2 separate regions of the Homo sapiens genome follow, and region 1 is linked to region 2. The links are chromatin loops, found by intact Hi-C in ENCODE. Cell type or tissue: lower leg skin. All regions are shown on one strand. Links, peaks and the distances in the headings refer to the core of each region. The heading gives the core; the rest is flanking DNA.

What was found. Hi-C counts contacts between places; a loop is a spot of excess contacts. Peaks named below come from ENCODE experiments on the same cell type or tissue, not always from the same donor. Only the 100,000 strongest peaks of a DNase experiment are listed, where the experiment ranks them.
Region 1: it touches region 2 in a loop (3-fold over the local background); 1 of 110 quality-filtered maps calls a loop at or near these places.

The regions. Positions count from the first base shown.
Region 1 is chr5:134,820,016-134,831,143 of GRCh38, reverse strand. DDX46 (DEAD-box helicase 46) reads right to left here. Exons shown (of 23, transcript NM_001300860.2): 22 at 4,124-4,197; 23 at 23-2,485. The coding sequence ends at 2,438. Among named protein-coding and RNA genes, the nearest start is that of C5orf24, 20 kb to the left of the region's middle. In lower leg skin, for the core only: no CTCF peak of the experiment used is centred there; no DNase peak of the experiment used is centred there.
Region 2 is chr5:134,664,961-134,676,088 of GRCh38, reverse strand. SEC24A (SEC24 homolog A, COPII component) reads right to left here. Exons shown (of 23, transcript NM_021982.3): 3 at 9,093-9,266; 4 at 4,203-4,280; 5 at 1,314-1,474; 6 at 872-1,044; 7 at 1-66. Among named protein-coding and RNA genes, the nearest start is that of SEC24A, 22 kb to the right of the region's middle. In lower leg skin, for the core only: no CTCF peak of the experiment used is centred there; a DNase peak (open chromatin) is centred at 7,688.

The sequences.
Region 1 (11,128 bases), core at 4,303-8,302, 160 kb before region 2:
GATAATTTTAAGAAAGTGCAGATTGAATTCGAATTAATTTTATTTTATAAGGAATTTAGAAAACATGAGCAAATATTCATATTGCATTAAAAAAACAAAGTCTATATATCATTCAAATTTTAAAAGTCAGTGTGACACTAAAAAATGTACTAACAAAGTAATATGTTTCATTTTAGAACAAAATTTTATCAGTGGCTCATCACAACTGATATACAAACAAAATGCTAAAATGATGTAAAACTGAATCTCAAAGTGATCCAGTTGGATGAAGGGAGCACCAATTATCATCGATGTGGGACTGCCATATACTCTACCAAAGAAAACAAACTACCATTAGGTGATAAAGATGAGCAAATAAATAAACTAGAGGGAGGGAATGAGCCCACAATTTCTGAAATTTTACAGTAAGTGGTTTATTTGTTTCTGTTGTTACATGTCTTTTGTCTGTTTTCTTCCTTCAAGAAATTAAGTGGATGTGTGAAGGATCCAAGAATATTTCCCAGGTATATCTTACTTTTTCAGGAAGAATAACTTTATACTGAAGAAATAATGATTAATACTCCCTATCACTTCAGCCACTGAATATACTATTAAAATTATTTGTTTTTACAACTATAGTATGCTTTTATTTATTTATTTTTAAACTGTAAGTCAATAATATTTAAAGAATGAAAGTCTCTTCATTTAAGAAATATACAGTCATCCTTTGGTATGAGAGGGGGACTGATTGCAGGACACCCCTTAAACCCCTCCTCTATACCAAAATCCATGGATGTTCAAGCCTCTTATATGAAATGGCTTGCTATATGCATATAACCGATGCACATCCTCCTGTATACTTTAACCGCCTGTATACTGTAACCTTTAAATTACTTAAAATACCTAACACAATGTAAATGTTATAGTAAAACTTTTACAGCTGTTAAACTGTATTTTTAAAATTTTACATTCTTTTTTTCTTTTTTTTTTTTTTTCTATTTTTGATCTGTGGTTGGTTTAATCTGTGGGTTTGAAACCCTTGGATATAAAAGACTGACTTTATTTAACTCCTGAAAAAAATTCCTTTTTTGAAAAGTGACAATAACATGAAGTTAATACATCAGGAGTCTTGAAAAGAATATTAGGTAATCCAATTATAACAATTTAAATTAGAATATTCAGGAACTGTATCTTGAAGGCTCAAAAATACTATTTATTTATTTATTTATTTATTTTTGAGATAGTCTCACTCTGTCGCCCAGGCTGGAGTGCAATGGTGTTATCTTGGCTCAGATTCTTCTGCCTCAGCCTCCTGAGTAGCTGGGATTACAGCCACCCACCACCATGCCGACTAATTTTTGTATTTTTAGTAGAGACAGGGTTTCACCATGTTGACCAGGCTAGTCTTGAACTCCTGACCTCAAGTGATCTGCCCACCTCGGCCTCCCAAATTGCTGGGATACAGGTGTGAGTCACTGCGCCCAGCCTCAAAAACACAATTTATGATTCCTTGTGAATTAAATTTCACTAAGATGAAGCACATCTAAGTTTAAAACTTGGGTACCATTATGTTTTACAATTTTTAAGAAAGAAAATTCACAACCTACTCAATAATCCTGAAGAAAAATCAGATTAAAAGTAGTAGGATATTTGTACATACAACATGTATAGATATATAAATAAACACTTTCTAGAAGGAAAAGGTATCATATTTAGTATTTATAGGCTACACTCTTTCTTTTAAGGAAGATTATAAAAGAGGGGCTAGGTATGGAGCCAGAAGTTGTGAGGGAAACCTCAAAGTAGTAAATACTATAACTCTTTGTAGAGTTTTACACTCAGTGTAAAGAAATGCAAAAAAATCCTTATACTATTAAATCTTTACTTGTATAAAAACCGAAATTAGTCCAACTACTTTTTGCCCATTTATGATGATAAAAATTGAAACAAAAACTCTCAACCCATTTTGTAAGACTTCTATTATAACATTCTTAAATCCAGTTCATATTGTTCCAGAGTCATGTAACATCAAGGTGGGGACACAAAATATGATAGTGAATTTTACCTTTTCTTAGGAAATGATCACAATTTCATTGAAAGTACAGGATAAAGTGAATAGCCCCTTAACGACTTGTGTACTTTATTGTCTTCAATAGAAAGTTCAAATATTTCCATTTTTTAAACCTCTAGAATATTATCCGGACATTTAAAATATTGATATTTGAGTTTACATTAAAGGACATCATACTCTGAAAACAGGCTGGCTTTAAATATAGTTTGACTGATTGTGGGGGTACTTACGGACAGATTTCTTTACCAAGTACCAGTTTCTTATATTTAAAAAAAATCAGCAAGATAGAATTTAAAAAATCTTCATTTACAATACATTGTAAACTGCAGACAGCAACTGCCACATACATCATAGACCAGCACAGGTAAAAATCTTTTTTCCGGATGTCTATAAGACTTTGTATCTTCCTTTATTTGTTGGTTGGTATGAATTTTGCTGTAATAGGAAATAAAAGATATGTCATCAGAGAAAGCAAAACAAAAAAAACAAAAAAAAAAAACGAACCAACCAACCAACCAAACAAACCCAAAAGGAAATATTTAAGATCATTTCCTTTGCCAACTTATAAAACTATTGGTTATTTAAAATTTTAAATGTTACTATTACTGCATTGAGAAAGGAAAAACTATTCAATAACTAATGAATTCTCTGTTCACTCAACTATTCCTTAACAACTATGTTTTGAATCAACCTAATGGTGGTAGCATCTATGGGCACAAGATTCTTTTCGACCACTCCTTGGTGAAATAGTATTAAGCACATGATTTAACAGCTGTTTTACTTTTTCCCTCTTGTTTTGTGAACCCACTTTTCATTAAACTTCTAACCACCCCCACCCCCCAACAAAAAAAGGAATGCTCTGTGAGGGGAATTTTAGAAAAGCTCTCAGAATTACACTTAGATAAAAGACAACGTTTCCTTTCAAAGGAAATGTACACACTGTAGGGAGTGTTTATAAGCTGCAACTGGCACTAAAGACACAAGGACATGTCTACCTCCTCGGGAAAGGCAGTCTGTAAAGGGCTTTTTCCAAAATCAAATTAAGTCATTGTTTAAGTTTAAAGACACTGACAACACCATGTGTTGGCAAATATGTAGAACAACTGGAATTTTCTACACTTCTGGATTGAGTGTGAATTGATGTAACCTCTTTGGAAAACTATTTAGCAATACCTAGCCTATAATTAACAATTCTACTCCGAGGTATATACCCAAGGAAAAAATCATGCTAATATATACCAAACGCACATGGAATAATGTTCACAGAAGTGTTGTTCATAAAAACCAAAAATAAGAATAGCCCCCAAATCCAATATATAAATATAAATTAATTGTTGTATAATCATATAAATATTATATGGCCATGAAAATGAATTATTGCTACATGCAATAACATGGACCGATCTCCTCAAAATGTTGAGTGAAGGAAACTAGATGCAAAAGGTGCAAACGCATGATTACACTTATGTGGAGTTCAAAAACAGGAAAAACTAATCTATGATTTTAAAATTCACAATATAGGGCCGGGCGCCACGGCTCACGCCTGTAATCCCAGCACTTTGGGAGGCCAAGGCAGGTGAATCATGAGGTCAGGAGTTCGAGACCAGCCTTGCCAACACAGTGAAACACCATCTCTACTAAAAATACAAAAATTAGCCAGATGCGGTGGTGTGCGCCTGTAATCCCAGCTACTCAGGAGGCTGAGGCAGGAGAATCACTTGAACGCAGGAGGCGGAGGTTGCAGTGAGCCGAGATCGTGCCACTGCACTCCAGCCTGGGTGACAATGCAAGACTCAGTCTCCAAAAAAAAAAAAGAAAAGAAAAGAAAAAAAATTCAAGGTATGGTTTTGTTGGGGGGAGATGAATAGTGACAAGAATAGACACAGAGAAGACTTCTGGGATATTAGTAATGTTTTTTATTTCTTGATCTGGGTAGTGACTACACTGGTATGCTTATTACTTTGTGAAAATTCATCAAACTATATGTTTATGATTTGAGTACTTCTCTGTATTTATATTTCAATAAAACACTTATTAAAACAAAACAAACGAAACTTTAAGGTTTTCACTCACCAGCCGGATCAGCTCTTCTTTTATGAGCCTGGTGATTTCTGCCTTTGCTTTCTGCACAGCCAGTTCATTGGCACCTAGTGATTGAGTGGAAAGCATATTATTCAAATTACTAAACTTACACTGTGTTTACCCATATCACGGAGGTCCAGGAAGAAACACTGTAGGTGACTTTCAGAAACACTGTACTGCCTGCCAAGATAGCCATTTAATGCCTGGTGGAACATTACCCACATTATATAATGGCTGCTTATTATTTTGATTACTTTCAGAGTTTCAAATGTAACCACTGAGGTCATATTATGTGTTAAGAGTTCCTAGTATGGTGATTAAAAAGAGTGGAATAAAAAGACTATTAGTGATTTGTCCAGGAGATAGTAAGAGAAGGCTAAAGGGAAATATAACTTCCTTGGTTTATTCATTTAGTAAGTATTTATTAGACATTTATGATGTTCACTGAAGTCTACAAATGTTTCAGAAGGGTCTCGTCTGAACAAAATCTTTAAAATGAAAGGAGGACTAGCCAATTGGAGGGAGGAAAGATACCATAAGAGTATTTTGCAAAGGAAATTAATTACATGCGTAATGGTACAGAGTTAAGACAAGCATGCTTAATTATTGAAGAATAAGAGAAGCGTAGCGTGGTTGGAAAAGGAGTATGAAAGAACACCGCAAGATAGCTGACTAGATGAGGTAGGCTGCAGACATTCATTCACAGTTATCAATTTCATAAACATTAAGCACTCACCTCTCACATACTGTGAGACATTTAACATATAAATAACAAATTCATGCTCTTTAAAAGCTTACAGACTAGAAAAACAAACTTGTAAAGATATCAAAACAGGATGAAAAGGAAGTAGTTCACAAACTTCACTTTTAAATACCACTTTTAGGAAGTTTTCCTGACTCTGAAAGGCACAGTTAAGTGTTTTTTTCCTTAGTGCTCTCACAATATTGTATTTATACCATCACAAGAGCACACTTTTGAGGTAGAATGGACAAGATATTTTTTCTGATGGGATATGAACAGTGAAAAAGAGAAACAAATTAAGATATTAAGAGCTGGCTGGCAAGTGAAAAAAGGCAGAAGTAAAAGAATATACTGATTCCAGGAGGTAAACAGGTGTTTTCTGGACAGTGATAATGGGTGAAATTTAATTCTAAAATTGCTGTAGTTGAGGTGCTCATCAGACATCCAATTGGAAATACAGATGAGGCCAATGGAAATATGAACCAGAAGTTTAGAAGTGGCAGAGATTAGAGAGCCATCAAGGGTAGGCTGGGTAGAATCTGGAGCCAATGGACAATGCCAGTGAGTAGGTAAGTACAGATAGACACCATATTGCACACTGAGAAGAGAAAAAGAGCTGAATCAAAGAAGACTAAAGATTGAAATGTCTAAGAATAAAAGGAGGACTGGGTTTGCAACGTAGAGAGCTATATTTTTATCATTCCGTGTATTTTTAAAAAACACAAATGAGGGAAAGATTTATAATAAACGAGAAAATTTCCCCCCATATTAGAAATGAGTAACTTTTCTGTCCCCAGAGAGAGACAGAGACGGAGCTAGAAAGAGAGACAGAAACAGTTGCACAACAGGAAGGAAAAGGCCAAGGGTATGGCTATGAAGTCATAGCAACATATCTAATTTAAATCCTATACCTCCACTAGCCACCAATCACAACACTATAAAACTACGTGGGGAAGGTGAGTGCTGGAAGGGAAGAGAAAAAGAAGAATCAAGACCGAAGTCAAACTGAAAATTACAACAAAAATGAAATTTAGGAGGAAAACACGTTGCTTGGTATGAGTTGGTGTGAAGCTTGTTGATATTTTTGTGCAACTTTAAAAAGAAGGAAAATGACACTCTCACCTAGATTTAACTGGAAAATCAATTTTCCTACTTTTATCAGAGCCCGACAATTTGGACCAGTTTAAATTCTGACTTATGTAACTTCTTGTAATAGGTTACATATGTTTATAAGCAGCTATGAAAAAAAGGGCATTTCCTTTCATTGGTCCTAAAACAACTGTGGCTGCTTTTAAGGGATTCTCCACTAGTAAAAAGAGAGGGTCACAGAACAGGCTATATAAATTATACAGGCTGACTAGGCATGTAAGTCCTTCCTGTTCTCCTTCCCTTTGCCTGGTGGGAGGCCTGGAGCTGCTGAGCCAAACAGAGCCTCCAAGGAGCCAGCCAGGCAGTGGGGTCCCTCCAATTACAGAACTAGAAACAGATGACACTAGGCTCATTCCACAGTAGCAACACCTGTTTTCATCCTGTTAGTGTTTAGTTGAGTTCGGAGTTTCAAAAACTAAATGATCCTTTAAAAAATCTAATTACCTCTGAAAATTCTAAAAGATTTAGATCACTTAAATTACCAAACCCTAGCTCTTATTCAATATCATTATATTTCTTTTTCTTTTCTTTTCTTTTTTTTGAGACAGAGTTTCGCTGTTTTTGCCCAGGCTGGAGTGCAGTGGCGCCATCTCAGCTCACTGCAACCTCTACCTTCTGTTTCCAAGGTACTCAGCCTCTCGAGTAGCTGGGATACAGGCTCCCGCCACCATGCCCAGCTAATTTTTGTATTTAGTAGAGACGGGGTTTCACTATGTTGGCCAGGCTGGTCTCAAACTCTTGACCTTGTGATCCGCCCGCTTCGGCCTCCCAAAGTGCTGGGATTACAGGCGTGAGCCACCGCGCCCGGCCATTATCATTATATTTCTAGATTATTCTTAAGATTTGCTTCAACAAAGTTGCTTTTTTACTGAGGAGACTTGCTTAGATTATTATAAAAATTAGACGTTATTTCCTGAGTGTAAATTGACAGTGGAGACAAATGACCAGAACCATTCTGGATGAAAGGAAAACTACATCGGAGCTGTGGAATCAGTGAATATCTCACTTCACATCACTTGGTAGTAGAGATGTGTTCTGATAAAGTTATACATAAATTGAAATTTGATATATCAATTATACCATACTAAGCAAACACTGCATTTAAATTAATAAATGAATTACGAAAAGAATTCTTTTTCAAAGCAAATAATCATGTCTCTCACTTACCTCTTTATAAGGCAAGCAGTTAAAATATTAATTTTGCTTAAATGATACCCATGTATTCAAGCAGAAAATAAAATCCTGACTCCATGTACACCAAAGGTTTTATTGCCACATTCCTCTATCATTGTCTTCAGCCTGTATGATCTAATTAACACAGTAGCAAAGACCTGTCCAGTTCCAACTACAGAAACACATCAGCTTAAGTTTTCTCTGCTTGAAGACCCAGGGGTCAGCAATCCCCATTTCACTATGTAATAAGAAACAGTGTCACCTGAGTTAGAAACATACTGGGTCATTGGCAGACCAAAAGTATTTCAGGATACACAAAAGCATGCCATTTTTAAACCTGACTTCAAATAGATCTAAGTCAGTTTCTCATAGTCACAAACATGAAGAAAAAAGTGTAGTTTGCCTAGTTCTGGCCACACATCCTTTGTATGCCATTTAAAAATATGTATGAAACTTACCATGACTCAATGGTAGAGTGGGAAAAACACGGAAAACATAACAGCTGTATTTGCCGGGCGTGGTGGCTCTCGCCTGTAATCCCAACACTTTGGGAGGCCAAGGCAGGAGGATCACGAGGTCAGGAGATCGAGACCATCCTGGCCAACAATGGTGAAACCCCATCTCTACTAAAAATACAAAAATTAGCTGGGTATGGTGGCATGTTCCTATAATCCCAGCTACTTGGGAGGCTGCCAGGAGGCAGAGGTTTTAGTGAGCCAAGATTGCACCATTGCACTCCAGCCTGGCGACAGAGCGAGACTCCATGTCAAAAAAAAAAAAAAAAAAAAAAGATGAAATTAAGAAATTCTCAGATAAACAAAACCTGAGTTAGTTGCTAGTATACCTGCCCTACAAGAAATACAAAAGGAAATCCTCCAGACTGAAGTGAAAGAACCCTAGATTACTTGAATGAGGAAACAAAGAATACTCATAGCTACATACGTAAATATAAAAGTCAGTATTATTTTTAGTTTGTAGCTTCTCTTTATTTCCTGTATGATTTAAAAATTACATAAAATAATTATGAATCTATGTTGAAGAATACAGAATGTATGAAGATGTACAGGTCTGGGCCCAGCATGGTGGCTCACGTTTGTAATCCCATCACTTTGGGAGGCTGAGGCAGGAGGATCACTTGAGCCCAGGAGTTCAAGAACAGTCTGGGCAACATAGTGAAAACCCATCTCTACAAAAAATACAAAAATTTAGCTGGACATAGTGGCATACACCTGTGGTCCCAGCTAAATGGGGGGCTGAGGTGGGAGGCTTGCTTGAGCTGTGACTGGGTCATTGCACTCCAGGACAGGTGACAGAACAAGACTCTGTCTCAAAAAAAGATGAGTAGGTTTGGGAGGCCGATGTGGGAGTACAAGAGAAGCCAGGAGTTCAAGACAAGCCTAGACTGTAACATAGCAAGACCCTGTCTCTAGAAAAAAAAATTTTTTTCATTAGCCAGGCATGGTGGCACAGGCCTGTGGTCCTAGCTGTTCAGGAGGCTAAGGATAGAGGATCACTTGAACCCTGGAGTTTGAAGCTACAGTAAACTATAATCTCACCTTTGCACTCCAGCCTGAGTGACAGATCAAGACCCTGTCTCTTAGAAAAACATATACAGGAATTTTGTGTCAATAACAACAAAAAAATAGATGGGACTGTATAGGAGCAAAATTTTTGTATAGTATTAAAACTAAGTTGGCATTAATTGAACTACGTTGTTATGAATTAAGATATTAATTGCAATCCACTGAGTAACCGCTAAGAAAATACCTGGCTGGGCACGGTGGCCCAGGCCTGTAATCCCTGCACTTTGGGAGGCTGAGGTAGGCAGTTCACCTGAGGTCAGGAGTTCAAGAACAGCCTGGCCAACGTGGTGAAACTCCATCTCTACTAAAAATAAAATTAGCCAGGCATGCATCTGTAATCCCAGCTACTAGGGAGGCCAAGGGAGAACTCCTTGAACCTGGGAGGTGGAGGTTGCAGTGAGACGAGACAGCACCATTGCACTCCAGCCTGGGCAACAGAGTGAGACTCCATCTCAAAAAAAAAAAAAACAAAAAAAAACCTAAAAATACATATAGCAAAAGAAAGAAGTAGGCCGGGCGTGGTGGCTCCTGCCTGTAATCCCAGCACTTTGGGAGGCCAAGGCAGGCAGATCATGAGGTCAGGAGATTGAGACCATCCTGGCCAACATGGTGAAACCCCATGTCTACTAAAAATACAAAAAGTAGCTGGGCATGGTGGTGCTTGCCTGTAGTCCCAGCTACTCGGGAGGCTGAGGCAATAGAACCGCTTAAGCCTGGGAGGCAGAGGTTGCAGTGAGCCAAAATTGCGCCGTTGCAGTGAGCCGAAATTGCGCCGCTGCATTCCAGCCTGGTGACAGAGCTAGACTCCCTCTCAAAAAAAAAAAAAAACAAAAAACCCAGAAACAAGAGCAAATCAAAATGGCACACAAGAAAATATTGCTTTAACACGGTGGGGCACAGTGGCTCATGCCTGTAATCCCAACACTTTGGGAGGCAGAGGCAGGTGGATCACCTGAGGTCAGGAGTTTGACAACAGCCTGACCAACATGGTGAAACCTCATCCCTACTAAAAATACAAAAATTGGCCGGGCGCAGTGGCTCACGCCTGTAATCCCAGCACTTTGGGAGGCCGAGGCGGGCGGATCACAAGGTCAGGAGATCGAGACCATCCTGGCTAACATGGTGAAATCCTGTCTCTACTAAAAATACAAAAAAAAAAATTAGCCGGGCATGGTGGTGGGCGCCTGTAGTCCCAGCTGCTTGGGAGGCTGAGGCAGGAGAATGGCGTGAACCCGGGAGGCGGAGCTGGCAGTGAGCCGAGATTGCGCCACTGCACTCTAGCCTGGGCAACAGAGCAAGACTCTCTCTCACAAAAAAAAAAAAAACGAAAATTAGCTAGGTGTGGCGGGGGGGCACCTGTAATCCTAGCTTCTCAGGAGGCTGAGGCACGAGAATTACTTGAACCCAGGAGGTGGGAGTTGCAGTGAGTCGAGATTGTGCCACTGCACTCCAGCCTAGATGACACAGTGGGACTTTGTCTCAAAAAAAAAAAAAAAAAAAGAAAAGAAAAGAAAAGATTACTCTAACACAAAAAAGGCAGTTAACGGAGATCTTTTATAATGCAGGCATTTACAGCTAGAAATTTCTCTCTAAGCACTGCTTTCACTGAATCCTGTTTAAGTTTCACGAAGGTACTGAGGACTGAACTGTACATTTTTAATGGTTAAAATGGACAAACTTTTGTTACATGAATTTTACCTCAATGTAAGTCCTAAATAGCAAAAGACTGCTACAGATTTTAAAAATAGTTCCAAATGGAGACAGTACAATCAAGAAGTAAGAGGTCTAGCCTGGCCAACATGGTGAAACCCCAACTCTACCCAAAAATACAAAAATTAGCCAGGTATGGTAGCACATGCCTGTGGTCCCAGCTACCCAGGAGGCTGAGGCACAAGAATCGCGTGAAACCTGAAGGCGGAGGTTGCAGTAAGCCAAGATCGTGCCATTGCACTCCAGCCTGGGCGATAGAGTGCTAAACCCTGTACTGACTACAATGCTATGGTGTCAAGGAAATGAAGCCAGAACAGATGGTGCTATTATCTAGCAGTCTAGTTCTGTCTTGCTTCCATTTCACATAATGTCAGAAAACAAAAACAAAAACCACTTAAAATACCAATAACAAAGATGTTAAATATAAATAAAGTGGGCTGGGCGCGGTGGCTCATGCCTGTAATCCCAGCACTTTGGGAGACCAAGGCGGGTGGACCATGAGGTCAGGAGTTTGAGACCAGCCAGGCCAGCATGGTGAAACCCCGTCTCTACTAAAAATACAAAAATGAGCCAGGCATGGTGGTGCATGCCTGTAATCCCAGCTACTTGGGAGGCTGAGGCAGGAGAACTGCTTGAACC
Region 2 (11,128 bases), core at 5,794-9,793:
GGAAGTTTGGCTTTATTCAATAAGGCCTGCGTCTGAGGAATGCTAGTCAGCGTGCATCGAAATAACCTATATCAAAGTAAAAAGTATGTATCAGTTGCTGCTATGATTATTTTTGAAGAAAACAACAACAAAGATTTAAAAGGTATACATTTTAATACTGGATCAGATTACAGATGAAATATTTCAATAGAGTCTCAAAATTTTATCCCATTTAAATATTTAAATCTAAGTCCTATGCAGAAATAGAGTGGATGGTTATCCTATAACTAAAATATAGTCTCTTTTTGGCTTGTGTGTAAAACAGTCTAAACTATCAAATGACTTATTTTTTGTTTTGTAAGTCTAGTTGACACTGGAATTAAATTAAACTTAGGTGATGGCCCAAATTGCAAAGTCTATTATTTAAAAGTTCAGTTTTGCTGAAGATTCTAAATACAATTTAAAGGTACCAAATTTAATTTATCAGAAATTATTGATCATATACATTTAAGCTTATGGTAAGTTTTTAGGAAAAAAAGGTATTATGTTTGTTATGAAATTAATTTTAAATGAGAGCAAATAAAGGATTATGTAGAAACAAATCCCTGTACTTTGGATTTTGAAGAAAGAAAGTAACCACCATAATGATAATGAATATCATAATCTCATTAGAGCTGATAAGAACAAAATCACTTCAGGAGTTACATCCCTATTTCTTGACGTAGGACTTTTCAAATCTCTATTAAGTAAACAAGTAAAAGAGTTCTATCATCTGTATCCAGAACTTTCATAAATTAATAATTTGTACAGCTTATTCATAACACCTGATGTGCCCCCTGCAAAAAGCTAGAAAACTTTTCGGACATGCATAATGTCACATCTGAAGCCTTACTCTGGGTTACAGTTGAGTTTCTGGATGTCTTCATGCAAATTTGGAACTGGAGGCTTCAAAGGTGTTGACGGAAGCATGTTTCTTTCTTGAAGAAGATTGACAACTCTTAGACCCTCTGGTTGTAGACTTAATCCACTCATGCTTGTGGTTAAATGATTAGCACCTAAGGGAGTCTACAGATACATAATTTTAAAGTAAGTAACTTTTATTAAGTGTGTAGGGAAGTGGTTAATTTCTCTGTAAATAACAAAAGTGTAATCTAGATCTCTTGGCCAATCTTTTGGTTCTGGAAAAATGTATAAAGACAAAGGCTTTATGAAATATCCATTATTATTCTAAATGGTTATAAAAATGTATAATATACCTTCCTAAAACTTTCTTCATGTGTATACAGTTTAAACCAAATGGAGAAATAGGTTAAAGAAAATCCCAAAAAGTTTACCTGAGTAAAGGCTTGTGGCCCACTTGGGTAATTCAAGGAAGAGGGTGGTACTCCAGTTGCACCAGGTGGTGTTGTGTTCTGATAACCAGGTGGTAAGGAGGGATATGAATATCCAACACTTCGGCTCATTTTGGGATTCTTGTTAGTAAGCTGTGGTGTTGCTAGAAACAAGGTAACTTTTAAGTTCTATTTTATACTCCAGAATACTTGATTTATTTATTTTAAAAAAACATTTTTTTTGGAGAAAGGGTCTCACTATTGCCCAGGCTGCAGTGCAGTGGTGCAATCACACCTCACTGCAGCCTTAACCTCCTAGGTTCAAGTGATCCTCCTGTGTCAGCCTCCCAAGTAGCTGGAATGACTGGTGTGTGCCATCATGCCCGGCTAATGTTTTTGTATGTTTTGTAGAGACGGGACTTCACCATGTTGTCCAGGCTGGGATTACAGGCGTAGGCCACCATGCCTGGCCCAGAATGCTTTAAATCAACACATAAATCTAATAAGTTATAGGTATTATAACTCCAAAATTCTTTGGATAATTTAATACTTTCATTTATCAAATTTTTAAAATAAGACAAACACCAGTAACAAATAGCAATGACTAAAATCTATTTATTTTATTTTATTTATCATTTTATTTTTCGAGATGGAGTCTCACTCTGTCGCCCAGGCTGGAATGCAGTGACACAACCTTGGCTCACTGCAACCTCTACCTCCCGGGTTCAAGCGATTTTCCTGCTTCAGCCTCTCGAGTAGCTGGGACTACAGGTGTGTGCCACCACACCACCTAATTTTTGTATTTTTAGTAGAGATGGGGTTTTACTACGTTGGTCAGACTGGTCTCAAACTCCTGACCTCAGGTGATCTGCCTGCCTTGGCCTCCCGAAGATAGGATTACAGGCCATGAGCCACCGTGCCCGGCCAAAAATCTTGTTAATGGATTTACACTAGTTAATATTTTATACTATAGTAGTAGACACAAAAACTAGTTTGCACAGTTAATTTACTTTCATGTCGGCTGGGTGTGGTGACTCATGCCTGTAATCCCAGCACTTTGGGAGGCTGAGGTGGGTGGATCACTTTGAGGTCAGGAGTTGGAGACCAGCCTGGCCAACACAGTGAAATCCCATCACTACTAAAAAGTACAAAAATTACCCAGATGTGGTGGCATGTGCCTGTAGTTCCAGCTACTTGAGAGGCTGAGGTGGTAGAACTGCTTGAATCCAGGAGGTGGAGGTGAGCCGAGATTGTGCCCACTGCACTCCAGCCTGGACGACAGAGGGAAACTGTCTCAAAAACAAAAACAAAAACAAAAACAAAAACAACAAAACAAAAGAACAGTTAATTTACTTTCATATCATGTACTAAATTTTGTATTCAGACTAAAATTTTAATTCAAAACAACTTTAATTATAACATCCTGGCAGGGCGAGGTGGCTCATACCTGTAATCCCAGCACTTTGGGAGGCCGAGGTAGGTGGATCACAAGGTCAGGAGATCGAGACTATCCTGGCCAACGTGGTTAAACCCTATCTCTACTAAAAATACAAAAATTAACTGGGCGTGGTGGCACGTGCCTGTAATCCCAGCTACTCGGGAAGCTGAGGCAGGAGAATCGCTTGAACCAGGGAGTTGGAGGTTGCAGTGAGCCAAGATCACACAACTGCACTCCAATCTGGGCGACACAGCAAGAATCCATCTCAGAAAAAAAAAAAAAAAAAAAATCCTAAATGGGCCGTGTGAGATGGTTCACACCTGTAATCCCAGCAAATCGGGGAACCAAGGCAGGAGGGATCTCTTCAAGCCAAGGGTTCGAGACCAGCCCAGGCAATATATTGAGACCCACCCCCCCATCTCTACAAAAATAAAAAAACTAGCCTGGCATGGTACCATATGCCTATAGTCCCTGCTACTCAGGGAGGGTGAGGTAGAAGATCGCACGAGCCCAGGAGTTTGAGGCTACAGTGAGCTATAACAGTGCTACTGCACTTGAGCCTGGGTGACAGAGACCCTGTCTCAAAAAAAAAAAATCCTAAAAGTACTCTATAGTCAAAACATAATAATAATAAATCCATGATCCCAATTCTGACAGAAGAAAAACTTAACAAAAAATCTAATGCATAGAAATAAAAAATGTTAAATAATAGAGCCAGATGTTATGGCACATGCCTATTATCCCAGCACTTTGGGAGGCAAAATGGGCAGATCGCTTGAGCCCAGGAATTCAAGACCAGCCTGGGTAACATGGTGAAACCCTGCCTCTACAAAAAATACAAAAATTAGCCAGGGCCTGGGCATGGTGGCTCATGCCTATAATCCCAGCACTTTGGGAGGCCGAGGCGGGCAGATCACTTGAGGTCAGGAGTTAGAGGACAGCCTGGCCAACATGGTGAAACCCTGTCTCTACTAAAAATACAAAAATCAGCAGGGTGTGGTGGCGGGTGCCTCTAATACCAGCTAACTGGGAGGCTTAAGTGGGAGAATCACTTGAACCCAGGAGGCAGAGGCTGCAGTGAACCGAGATACTGCCACTGCACTCCAGCCTAAGCAACAGAGCGAGACTCAGTCTCAAAAAACAAAAACAAAAACAAAAAGCTGGGCATGGTGACACGTGGCTATGGTCCCAGCTACTCAGGAGGCTGAGGTGGGAGGACTGCTTGAGCCCAGGAGACTGAGGCTGCAGTGAGCCATGATCGCACCACTGCACTCCAGCCTGAGCGACAGAGTGAGACCCTGTGTCCAAATAAATAAATAAATAAGTTAATAGTATGTATGGCTACATGATTATGAAGTTTCCCTCTTAGTTTCCTATATATTTGTACAATTACCACATATTATTTCTATAATCAGAAAAAAGAGATTAAAAAAAAAACTTTCATAGCATCTCACCCAATAAGCCACCTCCTTCAATCTCGTCGTAACTACTGTGGACCACCATAGATCCGTTATTGGTATTTGATGTAATACCTAAGAAGGAAGTTCATCAACAAGATTTTAATTAGAATGATTATTACAATCTCTGTATGATTTTAACTAATATCCAAAATTTTAAATAATTTTCTAAACAACAAATAATTTAAAACCACAGCCTATTAACAACATAAAAAATCCAAGTTTTTACATATACGATAGTTTCAAGTAATTTAGCTGCAACTTCAGGGAAAGGAAACATGAGTCTTTGGAAAGAGTCTTTTTTCACCTTACATTGTACCTAAGCCAAAGGCCCAAATAACAAGGCTTTTTCAAAACCTACTCCAGCAAAATAACTTCTAGCAAAAGATGGTTCTTTATGAAGTTTATAAAATTATATACCATCTGAAAGATTTCAGCAGTTGTGAGAGCTGCATTAAAAACCTCTAAGGAGCAGTACACAATGAAAAAAAATTATCAAAATCAAAACTACCTAAAGAAAAAGAGGCCAGGTGCGGTGGCTCACGCCTGTAATCCCAGCACTTTGGGAGGCCAAGGCGGGCGGATCACGAGGTCAGGAGTCAGAGATCAGCCTGGCCAACATGGGGAAACCCCGTCTCTACTAAAAATACAAAAAAAATTAGCTGGGTGTGGTGGCGCGTGCCTGTAATCAGCACATGCCTGTAATCAGCTACTCGGGAGGCTGAGACAGGGAATTCCTTGAACCTGAGAGGCAGAGGTTGCTGTGAGCCAAAATCGTGCCACTGCACTCCAGCCTGGGCGACAGAGCGAAACTCCATCTCAAAAAAACAAACAAAAAAAGAAAGTAAAATTATGAGGAGCAAAGACCTTACTTTCTTTTCTTTTCTTTTTTTTTGAGATGGAGTCTCACTCTGTTGCCCAGGCTGGAGTGAAGTGGTGCGATTTCAGCTCACAGCAACCTCCACCTCCTGGGTTCAAGGGATTCTCCTGCCTCAGCCTCCCATGTAGCTGGGACTACATGTGCCCGTCACCACGCCTGGCTAATGTTTTTGTATTTTAGTAGAGACAGGGGTTCACCATGTTGGCCAGGATGGTCTCAAACTCCTGGCCTCGTGATCCGCGTGCCTTGGCCTCCCAAAGTGCTGGGATTACAGGCATGAGCCACCGTGCCCAGCCCTTATTTTCAAAATATCTAACAATGAGAGTGGAATCCAAATTAATTTGAAGATGACATAAATGAATTAGAACAACTGCTTTAAGTCCAGAGGACAACCACTAAAATAGAATTAAAATCTTAACATCTCTTCTCCCAAAATTATACAGGATTAAAGACAAATGCCAGGGACATCTGTTTATGAGAACTAAATATTTATTTCTAGTTACCTCTACTAAGTATGAGCTCTAATTCAGGAATAGAAGACACTTAATTCAGTGAATAGCATTAACCTCTAGCACCTAAGTACAAAACTGCTAACTTCAATAGCTGTATTAACACGAAGTAGATACATTTAATGGTTTAAAGTCAGTAACTTCTTTCCAGTTCTCAAGACCAACATGATTTTAGCCATGAATTTGTAACAGAAAACCACAGTAAAACTTTTAGGAGAAACAAAAACACTGGGCATATTGTGAATTATTTTTAGTTGTTAAAAAAATGTAGGCAAGGCGTGGACGCTTACACCTGTAATCCCAGCACTTTGGGAGCCAAGGCAGGCAGATCACTTGAGCTCAGGAGTTCACACCAGCCTGGGCAACATGGGAAAACCCTGTATCTACTGAAAATACAAAAATTAGCTGGTTGTGGTGGCACATGCCTGTAATCTCAGCTACTCAGGAGACTGAGGCACAAGAATCGCTTGAACCTGGGAGGCGGAAGCTGCAGTGGGCCAAGATCCTTCCACTGCACTCCAGCCTGGAAAACAGAACTCCAGCCTCAGCAAGAGTGAGACTTATGTCTCAAAAATAAATAAAATAAAATATTAGCCAGGTGTGGTGGTACACACCTGTAGTTCCAGACCAGGAGGCTGCAGCTGTAGCCTCCTGCACCTCTGCATTCCAGCCTGTGTGACAGAGTAAACTCTATCTCTTAAAAGTTTTTTTTTTCTGGGGCCGGGCGCAGTGGCTCATGCCTGTAATCCTAGCACTTTGGGAGGCTGAGGCAGGCGGATCACAAGGTCAGGAGATCGAGACCATCCTGGCTAACACAGTGAAACCTCGTCTCTACTAAAAATACAAAAAAAATTAGCCGGGCGTGGTGGCAGGCGCCTGTAGTCCCAGCTACTCGGGAGGCTGAGGCAGGAGAATGGCGTGAACCCGGGAGCGGAGGTTGCAGTGAGCCAAGATCGTGCCACTGCACTCCAGCCTGGCAGACAGAGTGAGACTCCATCTCAAAAAAATAAATAAATAAAAATTTTTTTCTGCCGGGCACAGTGGCTCACGCCTGTAATGCCAGCACTTTGGGAGGGTGAGGCAGGAGGATCACCTGAGGTCAGGAGTTCGAGACCAGCCTGACCAACATGGAGAAACCCCATCTCTACTAAAAATACAAAATTAGCTGGGTGGGGTGGCGCATGCCTGTAATCCCAGCTACTCGGGAAGCTGAGGCAGGAGAATCACTTGAACCCAGGAGGCGGAGGTTGCGGTGAGCCGAGATCGCACCATTGCACTCCAGCCTGGGCAACAAGAATGAAACTCCCTCTCAAAAAAAAAAAATTTTTTTTTCTTATTTAAATATTTAATGTAACTTGATTTTCAAAGTAATACTGTGGCAACCAATGAGACAATGCCTCATCATTTTGATACTCTTTTTTTTGAGACTGAGTCTTACTCTGTCACCCAGGCTGGAGTACTGTGGTGTGATCTCGGCTCACTGCAACCTCCACCTCTCGGGTTCAAGAGATTCTCCTGCCTCAGTCTCCCAAGTAGCTGGGATTACAGGCACATGCCACCACGCCTAGCTAATTTTTGTATTTTTATTTTTTATTATTTTTATTTTTTTTTGAGACAGAGTCTTGCTCTGTTGCCCAGGCTAGAGTGCAGTGGGCAACACTGGAGTGGCCTTACGGGTTCAAGCAATTCTCCTGTCTCAGCCTCCCGAGTAGCTGGGATTACAGGCGCCCACCACCACTCCTGGCTAATTGGTTTTTTTTGTGTGTGTGTGATGGAGTTTTGCTCTTGTCACCCAGGCTGGAGTGCGATCATGCCATCTTGGCTCACTGCAACCTCCGCCTCCCAGGTTCAAGCAATTCTCCTGCCTCAGCCTCCTGAGTAGCTGGGATTACAGGTGCCCGCCACTATGCCCGGCTAATTTTTATATTTTTAGTAGAGACAGGGTTTCGCCATGCTGGCCAGGCTGGTCTGGAACTCCTGACCTTAGGTGATCCGCCCACCTCGGCCTCCCAAATTGCTGGGATTATAGGCGTGAGCCACCGCACCTGGCCTTAATTTCTGTATTTTTAGTAGAGATGGGGTTTCACCACCTTGGTCAGGCTGGTCTCAAACTCCTGACCTAAGGTGACCTGCCCACCTCGGCCTCCCAAAGTGTCAGGATTGAAGGCATGAGCCACCACGCCCGGCCTTGTTACTCGTTGCTAACATTATTCTTTTCCCGACTTATAATACTTAATGTAATGCTAGAAGAAAACACAAAAATGATAATATTGATTGTATTCAGTAGTAGAATATGGGCAATGGTTTTACCCCCTCATCTGTTTTCTACATCTTGCTGCAACGATTATATTACTGCTAAAATCAAAAGCTCTCCTGCCTCAGCCTCCCAAGTAGCTGGGATTACAGGCACATGCCAGCACACCAGGCTAATTTTTGTATTTTTAGTAGAGACAGGGTTTCACCATGTTGGCCAGGCTGGTCTCAAACTCCTGACCTCAAGTGATCTGCCTGCCTCAGCCTCCCAAAGTGCTGAGATTACAGGGGTAAGACACTGTGCCCAGCCTAAAATCAAATTTCTTACTTTATAAAATATCTTATTTAAATGAACACTCTTATTTCCATTACATCCCAAGATGATGCTTTAACATATTTTACTTACATAAAATTGCATGTAGCTAACATTGATTCCAGGGAGGGGAAAATCAAATTTCAAAAGCTTGTATTTTTCCACTGCTTGTATAAATGACTTTTATTTAGTTTCATAAGTATGTGTTAACATTTACGATAATAGTGGCAATCAAAATATATCTTGTTTTTTTTTTTTTGTTTTTTTTTTTTTTTGAGACGGAGTCTGGTTCTGTCGCCCAGGCTGGAGTGCAGTGGCGCAATCTCGGCTCACTGCAAGCTCCGCCTCCCGGGTTCACGCCATTCTTCTGCCTCAGCCTCCAGAGTAGCTGTGACTACTACAGTCGCTTGCCACCACGCCTGGCTAATTTTTTTGTATTTTTAGTAGAGATGGGGTTTCACCATGTTAGCCAGGATGGTCTCGATCTCCTGACCTCGTGATCCGCCTGCCTCAGCCTCCCAAAGTGCTGGGATTACAGGTGTGAGCCACCGCGCCTGGCTCAAAATACGTCTTGAATGAAAAAGGTCAATATTTTAAAAGGATATTCCTAACATTCTAACATCATGTCAAGAAAAGTAGTAATTCTCCTCCAAAAGCCACCTGACTTTATAGCCATGATTTTTAAAAAATCCGCATAGCAACAAAAAAAGTAACAAAACACTAAGAGCTTTTTTCCCAATGGTAGTCACAGCCCAGCGGATGGCAATGGAATTCCTGAGGAACTTTAAATTGTAAATTCCTGTAGCCCATCCCTAACCAAAACTAGATTTTCTGGAAAAAATGTGATTTTAATGCACAGAATTCAGCTAATATTCATCTTTCTACCCTAAGTCAAAACTTGAGGATTTGACTTTGTTTCTTGGTTCACTTACCTTCTTGGTTGACAGCTGAATTAAATAAGGGCTGGGGTACATCTCTATATGATGATGTCAGGGGCGTGAGGGCCCTCACTGGGGGTGGGCCTCCAGCTGGAGGGGGCCCATGAGGAGCTCCTGGTTGAAAAGTTGTAGGCAGAGGTGGATTCACTAAGGGAGGTACAGAAGGACCTATGGAAACATTGGTTTTTCACACGTCACTTGAGAACTCAAGACTATGGCCAAAATCAGCCTTTTACCAAAGCTGAGTAACTTCCAAACTTACATTTAAATTATAATAACCAAAGAGTTACCAGAAACATGTTAACTTCCTAAATTTACAATTTTTCAATCTACATGCATATTTTACAAATTTCTCTCTCTTCCTTCTCTCCCTCCCTCCCTTCCTTCCTTTTTTCTTTCTTTCTTTCTTTCTTTTCTCCTGCCTGCCTTCCTGCTTTCCTGTTTTCTTTCTTGTCGCCCAGGCTGGAATGCGATAGCGCTATCTCAGTTCACTGCAACCTCCACCTCCCGGGTTCAAGAGCTTCCCCTGCCTCAGCCTCCTGAGTAGGAGGGACTATAGGCATGTGAAACCATGCCCGGTGAATTTTTTGTATTTTTAGTACAGCCAGGGTTTCACCATGTTGGCCAGGCTGGTCTCGAGCTCCTGACCTCAGGTGATTCGCCCGCCTTGGCCTCCCAAAGTGCTGAGATTATAGGCGTGAGCCACTGTGCCCGGACCATATTTTACAAATTTCTAACTCTCCCCTACCAGGCCTCTTACCTGTCAATTATTAAAGCAGAGTAAATATAAAATTTGGATTAAATCACTTTTAGAGTAGATACATTGCCCTGTTTGTTTTTATTATTAATAATTTAAATCTTAATAAAATAGAGACGGGGGTCTCATTTTGTTGCCCAGGCTGATCTTGAATTCCGGTGCTCCAGTGATCCTCCTGTCTTGGCCTCCCAAAGTGCTGGGATTACAGGCGTGAGCCACTGTACCTGGCCAGCCCTGTTTATTAATTTTTCATTAACTGATCATTAGATTCAATAGGCCATGTGTCATATTCTAGTACAAATTAACATGAATAAAATTTCAATGTTATTAATTTTGTAATATTTTGTTAATTTTGTTTACCAACATAGTCTGTTCCATTAACATCAACTAAGTTTAGAGTGAGCCTGAAAATAGAGGGCTGGGCCAGGCACAGTGGATCACCTGTGGTCAGGAGTTCAAGACAAGCCTGCCAACATGGTGAAACCCCATCTCTACTAAAAATACAAAAAATTAGCCAGGTGTGGTGGTGGGCACCTGTAATCCCAGCTACTTGGGAAGCTGAGGCAGGAGAATCACTTGAACCTGCGAGGCAGAGGTTGCAATGAGCTGAGATCTCGTCACTGCACTCCAGCCTGGGCAACAAGAGCGAGACTCTGTCTCAAAATAAATAAATAAATAAATAAAAATAAAAATAGGGGGCCAGGAGCAGTGGTTCATGTCTATAATACCAGGACTTTGGGAGACCGAGGCAGAAGGAACACTTTTTTTTTTTTTTTCTGAGACGAAGTCTCACTCTTGTCCCCCAGGCTGGAGTGCAATGGCGCAATCTCGGCTCACTGCAACCTCCGCCTCCTGGGTTCAAGCGATTCTCCTGCCTCAGCCTCCGGCAGCAGCTGGGTCCACAAGTGCGCGCCACCACGCCCGGCTAATTTTTGTATTTTTAGTAGAGATGGGGTTTCACCATATTGGCCAGGCTGGAGGCTGATCTCAAACTCCTGACCTCGTAATCCACCCGCCTCGGCCTCTCAAAGTGCTGGAATTACAGTCGTGAGCCACCACGCTCAGCCTGAAATTTTTCAAAATGTTTCACCAATACTGTTAAATACTCCAGTATCAAGTTGAAAAATTGCCTATTAGGCTGGGTGCAGTGGCTCACGCCTGTAATCCCAGCACTTTGGGAGGCTGAGACAGGTGGATCACAAGGTCAGGAGTTTGGGACCAGCCTGGCCTATATGGTGAAACCCCGTTTCTACTAAAAATACAAAAAATTAGC